Linked DNA regions of Homo sapiens: region 2 is linked to region 1. Evidence: chromatin loops called from intact Hi-C (ENCODE). Cell type or tissue: CD14-positive monocyte. All regions are shown on one strand. Each heading gives the region's core, and the rest is flanking DNA. Links, peaks and the distances in the headings are about the cores only. Region 1 overlaps NWD1 (NACHT and WD repeat domain containing 1). Region 2 overlaps CPAMD8 (C3 and PZP like alpha-2-macroglobulin domain containing 8).

Region 1 (2,900 bases), core at 114-2,613:
GGGCGACAGAGCAAGACTCCGTCTCAAAAAAAAAAAAAAAGAAACCTTGCCTTTGCTGGGGATGAGAGACCTGAAGGACGCTGAATGATGACAGACCACGTGGAGCAAAGTTGAGTTGCCTCATTTGAAAATATTCAGATTCAGCCAGCTCCTAGATAATCCACTGACTGACTGCAGATACATGAGCAAGCCCAGCTGAGAGCAGAAAACTGCCCAGCTGCGTCCAGCCTGCATTGCCAATGCACAGGAAGTGAGCTAAAGAAATAGCTTGTTTGTGGCTCAAATTTGTAATCCCAGCTACTTGGTAGGCTAAGGAGGGAGGATCACTTGAGCCCAAGAGTTTCAGACCAGCCTGGGCAACATAGCAAGACCCCATTTCTAAAAACATTAAAAAATTAGCTGGGTATAGTGGTATGTGCTTGTAGTCCCAGCTACTCAGGAGGCTGAGGCAGGAGGATCACTTGGCCCAGGAGTTTGAGGCTGCAGTGAGTTATAAACACACCACTGCACTCCAGCCTGGGCAATACAGTGAGATCCCATATTTAAAAAGAAAAAGAAATGGCTTGTTTGAAACTACTGTGTTTGGGGATGGTTCATTATGCAACTATAGCTAAGTGATGCAGGAACAAAGGCCAGGGTTTCAATACAGAGAAGTGAATCTGTGGGGAAGGGGCTCTGAGAACCAACTTTTCACTATGGAAGCTGACCACAAAGCCCACTTCCCAAGTCTCACCTGTGTGTCCAGTTAGCATGTGGATCACATGCTGCTCTTCCATGTCCCACACAGCCATGATGCCATCCTGGGTGCCAATCACCAGCAGCTTCTCCTCCACACCCCATGCCATGGCGGTGATGCCTGCAGCCACACAGAGGCAACAGCAATGATCTCAGTTCCTGTGTCCAAGTATTCAGCTATGGGGTCCTCTAATGAGCCCCCCACTTCACAGATAAGACAACTGAGGCACAGAGAGATTTGGTCCCTTGCCCAAAGCTGCACAGCAAGGATTAGATTCGCAGACTCAGATGCACAGATTCACACTCTGGCCTGTGACATTCACTTCGCTCTTAGGTAGGGAAGGGGACTGCATCACAGTGTGGTCATAAGTGTCTGTCTAGTCTAGCAGTGCTCACCCAGCGGACACATATCGGTTTCTGGAGACATCTTGAGGTGCCACAATGGGGACAAGGATGCTCAAGGACAGTACTGCCATCTGGTGGGTGCAGGCCAGGGATGCTGTTCAACACCCAGCAACGCATGACAACCCCATCCCAGAGAAAGATTCAGCCCCAGAAGTCAGCAATGCCATGGCTGAGAAACCCTGCCTTAGTTGAAGAAAACTCAGAAACAAAATCACATTGGCCATGGCCGGGCACGGTGGCTCATGCCACCCAGCACTGTGGGAGGCCAATACTTTGGGAGGCCAAACTTTGGGAGGCCGAGGTGGGCGGATCACTTGAGGTCAGGAGTTCAAGACCAGCCTGTCCAACATGGAGAAACCCAGTCTCTACTAAAAATATAAAAATTAGCCAGGCATAGTGAAGCACACCTGTAATCCCAGCTACTCGGGAGGCTGAGGCCAGAGAATGACTTGAGCCCAGGAGGTGGAGGTTGCAGTGAGCTGAGATCACACCACTGCACTCCAACCTGGGTGAGAGAGGGAGACTCTGTCTCAACAACAACAACAACAACAAAAAAAAAAAAAAGAAGAAGAAGAAGAAGAAAGAAAAGAAAAGAAAGAAAGAAATTATATTGGCTGAGAATGAGGATTATGTTTTTGACATCTCTGAGTTCAACTGGTGTAGAAAAACAAGGGCTGATGTCCTAAAGAAAAAAAATATATATTTGCCAATGAATTGGGCAAACACACCCCAAGGATCTCTGCCTGGTGGAGTTTGATTAAAATATCACTGCAGAGAGAGAAGGGCCAAGATATATTGGAGAAAACGTGGGCCTAGACACTAAGAAACTGAACTTTCTGAATGTCCTGGAGTAAAGAAAGGAAGTCCTTTTCCTTCTGTGTGCCTCTTCCACATGTGTAAAATGGGTGGTGCTGAATCAGAGCCCGTCAAGCTCTGAGAATACAGAATTTTGTTTCCACCTCATCGGGACAGAGAGTGAGGAGATGGGATTTGTTTTCTTTTCCTTTCTTCTCCTCCCCTTCCCTCCCTTTCCCTTCCCTCCCCTTCCTTCCCTTTCCCTTCCCTCCCCCTTCCTCCATTTCCTTCCCTTTCCCTTCCCTCCCTTTCCTTTCCTTCCCTTTCCCTTCCCTCCCTTTCCTTTCCTTCCCCTCCCCTTTCTCTTTCCTTCCCCTTTCCTCTCCCCTCCCCTTCCCCCCTCTTCCCTTCCCTTTCCCCTCCCCTTCTCTCCCTCTTCCCTTCCCTCCCCTTCCCTTCCCTTCCCTCCCCTTTCCCTTCCCCTTCCCTCCTCTTCCCTACCCTCTCATTCCCTCCCCTCTCCTTCCTTTCCCTCCCATCCCCTTCCCTCCCCTTCCCTTCCCTTCCCTCCCCTTTCTCCTTCCCTCCTTTTTCCCCTGCTCTCCCCTTTCCCTTCCCCTTCCCTCCCCCTTCCCCTCCACTTCCCTCCCCTTTCCCCTCCCCTCCACTTTCCCCTCCCCTCCCCTATCCCCTCCTCTCCTTCCCCTCCCCTTCTCTCCCTCTTCACTCCCATCCCTTTCTCACCTCTCCCCTCCCCTTCCCTTTCCTCCCCTTTCCCTTCCCCTTCCCTCCTCTTCCCTCCCCTCCCATTCCCTCCCCTTTCCTTCCCTTCCTTCCCCTTTCCCTTCCCCTTCCCTCCCTTTCCCTCTCCTTCCCTCCCCTCCCTTCCCCTCCCCTCCCCTTCTCTCCTCTTTCCCCTCCCCTTCCCTTCCCTCCTCTTTCCCCTCCCCTTTCCTCCTCTTCTC
Region 2 (2,900 bases), core at 105-2,604, 120 kb before region 1:
ATCAAAAATACAAAAAATTAGCAGGGTGCGGTGGTGGGCGCCTGTTATCCCAGCTACTTGGGAGGCTGAGGCAGGAGAATCATTTGAACCCAGGAGGCCGAGCTTGCAGTGAGCCGAGATCACGCCACTGCACTCCAGCCTGGGCAACAGCGCGAGACTCTGTCTCAGGAAAAAAAAAAAAAAAGAAAAGTAAAAGAAAAAAAGAAAATGGGATCACGTTTCTTCTGTGTTTCACGCGTCCTGGGTATCCCTGAAATCAGCCAGTTCTGGGCCTGAGCTCAGCGCCCCGGGCCTCCTGGCCCGGGTCGAGCCTGCGCCCGCCGCTGCCCCACAGATCCCCAGCCGGTGCCTGACGTGCGTGCGGTTCCGTGCTCTCCGGGAGTGCGTGGTGGGCAGGACGTCGGCGCTGCCAGTCTCCGTGTACGACTACTACGAACCCGGTAGGCCCGCGCGCCCGCACCCCCGGCCCGGCCCGGTCCCTGACCCGTCGCGCCTGCACTTGGTCACCCGCCACCCTCGTCCCGTAGCCTTCGAGGCCACTCGCTTCTACAACGTCAGCACCCACAGCCCACTCGCCCGGGAACTGTGCGCCGGACCCGCGTGCAACGAAGTGGAGCGCGCCCCTGCCCGGGGCCCGGGTGAGTGCGCGGAGCCACTGCCGCCCCCCACCGCGGCCTGCCACACCCCGACTCCCACCCTCGGACGCCAGGGAGGGCTCCCCTGGGGGCTTGGCAGAGGAGGGGCCAACGTAAAGTCAGGAGAACGCAGCATAGAGGTGGGCGGGCGCTCTGCCTGTACGGGGGAGGCGGGGCTGGAGGAGCGGTCAGCGGGGAGGGGCGTGGCTGGGGGAGTGGTAAGTGCGGAAGGGAAGTGGCTGGGGAATGGTCAGTATACTGGGGGCAGGGCCGAGCCAGTGAGGGTGTGGTCACTGTGGTGGGGACTGGGCGCAATGGGTTGAGGGTGGTCAGTGTGGTGAGGGCGGGGTCGAGCGGCGAGGGGGAGGTGAGTGCGGAGGGTGCGGGGTTGAGGGCGGGTGTGTTCAGTGCGGGGGGCGGGGCCGAACGGGGTGGGTGTGGTCAGTGCGAAGGGGACGGGGTTGAGAGTGGATGTGGTTAGTGCTGAGGGGATGAGGTTGCGGTGGGTGTGGTCAGTGCGGGGGGCGGGGTCGAGGGTGGGTGCGGTCAGCGCTGAGGGGCGGGATTTGTGGTGGGTGTGGTCAGTGCGGAGGGGGCGGGGTTAAGAGTGGTCAGGACGGAGGGGGCGGGGTTGAGGGTAGGTGTGGTCACCGCGGAGGGGGCGGGGTTGAGGATAGGAGCGGTCAGTGCGGTGGGGGTGGGGTTGGGGTGGGTGTGGTCAGTGCGGAGGAGGCGCGGCAGGGGACGGGGCTGTTGTTGCAGGGCGGCCCAGACAGGACGCCCTGTCTCCTTTCTCTCCTACAACCGCTTTTTAAAAGTCTGTTTCTGTTTTTGTAAGTATTAGGCAAATACCTGCGTGAAATTCCATAAGGCCAGGGCTCAGGACCTCCCATTAACTGTCGCGCCCCAAGACCCACCGAGGGGGTAGTGGGCCCGGGACCCAGGGACATCTTCCCCACCCCCAGGTTCTGTGGGGGCGCGGGCAAGGTTCAGGGTGGGGGGTCTGTCGAGCCTGCCTCGTCCCCCAGGCTGGTTCCCCGGCGAGTCGGGCCCTGCCGTGGCCCCTGAGGAGGGGGCGGCGATCGCGCGATGCGGCTGCGACCACGACTGCGGCGCCCAGGGGAACCCGGTGTGCGGCTCCGACGGGGTGGTCTACGCCAGCGCCTGCCGCCTGCGGGAGGCCGCCTGCCGCCAGGCCGCGCCCCTGGAGCCCGCGCCTCCCAGCTGCTGCGCCCTCGGTGAGGACCCTACCCCCCGCCTAGCCTCGGGGACACCATCGCTGCTGCTCTGGGCCACGGATCTCCTCCCCTCGGCCCTTGGGTCCCCTCCCCGCCACGCCCTCCCGACCGAGGCCCCCTTCCTTCCAGAGCAGCGGCTGCCGGCCTCGTCGTCCTCCACCTACGGGGATGACCTGGCTTCTGTGGCCCCGGGGCCTTTACAGCAGGACGTGAAGCTGAATGGAGCCGGCCTTGAGGTGGAGGACTCAGACCCTGAGCCTGAAGGGGAGGCGGAGGACAGGTAACAGCTGGGCCCACCCCAGAGATAAGAGACATAGGCTCAATATCTCCCCACCTCCCTCCCCTACCAACCTCCCCCGACGACCTGCCCCGACTCCTCCGCCCCGCCCCGACCCCCCACTGGCAGTGGGAGTGACTCAGGGTCAGAGGCTCAGAGTTCCTGGGGACAAAGTGGGACATTCATCCTCCCTCCACCCTGGCCCACGCAACACCCACCAGCGAACAGCTGTGCGCGGGCGCACGCGCGCGTGTGTGTGTGTGTGTGTGTGTGTGCGTGCGCGCGCGCGCGCGCATACGGGTCAAGGATCCCTTATCCGAAATGCTGGGGGGACCAGCAGTGTTTCGGATTTCAGATTTTTTCACATTTCAGAATGCTTGCATTATATAGTTAGCTAAGGTTCAGCATCCCTAATCTAAAAATCTGAAATGCCCCAATGAGCATTGCCTTTGAGCACGTCAAGTCGCTGCTCAAAAAGACTTGGATTTTGGAACATTTCAGATTTAGGATTTTTGGACTAGGGAAGTTTTGCCTGTAGTTAACAGTGTGCGGTTTCCTCATGGGCAGATTTGTGTAATCTCAACCATAGTCAACAAACAGCCCATCTGCACAGGATCCTTCCAGCTGCTCTTCCATAACTTCATCTCTCCCCTCAACACCTGCAACCACTAAGCCATTTTCCCCCTACCCGTCTGTAATTTTGTTATTTTGAGAATGCCAGGTAAATGGAATCAGAGCGGATAATCTTTG

Evidence for each region. A loop is a pair of places that touch in the nucleus more often than their neighbours do. Peaks named below come from ENCODE experiments on the same cell type or tissue, not always from the same donor. Only the 100,000 strongest peaks of a DNase experiment are listed, where the experiment ranks them.
Region 2: a loop joins it to region 1, with 5 times the contacts of the local background. A loop is called at or near these places in 51 of 110 quality-filtered maps.

The regions. Positions count from the first base shown.
Region 1 is chr19:16,777,299-16,780,198 of GRCh38, reverse strand. It overlaps NWD1 (NACHT and WD repeat domain containing 1), which reads right to left. Exons shown (of 19, transcript NM_001007525.5): 12 at 734-856. Among named protein-coding and RNA genes, the nearest start is that of SIN3B, 51 kb to the left of the region's middle. In CD14-positive monocyte, for the core only: CTCF peaks have their summits at 1,023 and 1,222 (motif pointing left); a DNase peak (open chromatin) is centred at 1,198; H3K4me3 peaks cover 318 bases; H3K27ac peaks cover 996 bases.
Region 2 is chr19:16,895,429-16,898,328 of GRCh38, reverse strand. It overlaps CPAMD8 (C3 and PZP like alpha-2-macroglobulin domain containing 8), which reads left to right. Exons shown (of 42, transcript NM_015692.5): 38 at 335-440; 39 at 528-638; 40 at 1,664-1,873; 41 at 2,003-2,153. Among named protein-coding and RNA genes, the nearest start is that of F2RL3, 7.9 kb to the right of the region's middle. RefSeq lists silencers at 544-1,063, 1,134-1,353, 1,404-1,483. In CD14-positive monocyte, for the core only: no CTCF peak of the experiment used is centred there; DNase peaks (open chromatin) are centred at 438, 1,098 and 2,338; H3K4me3 peaks cover 2,355 bases; H3K27ac peaks cover 1,675 bases; H3K27me3 peaks cover 17 bases.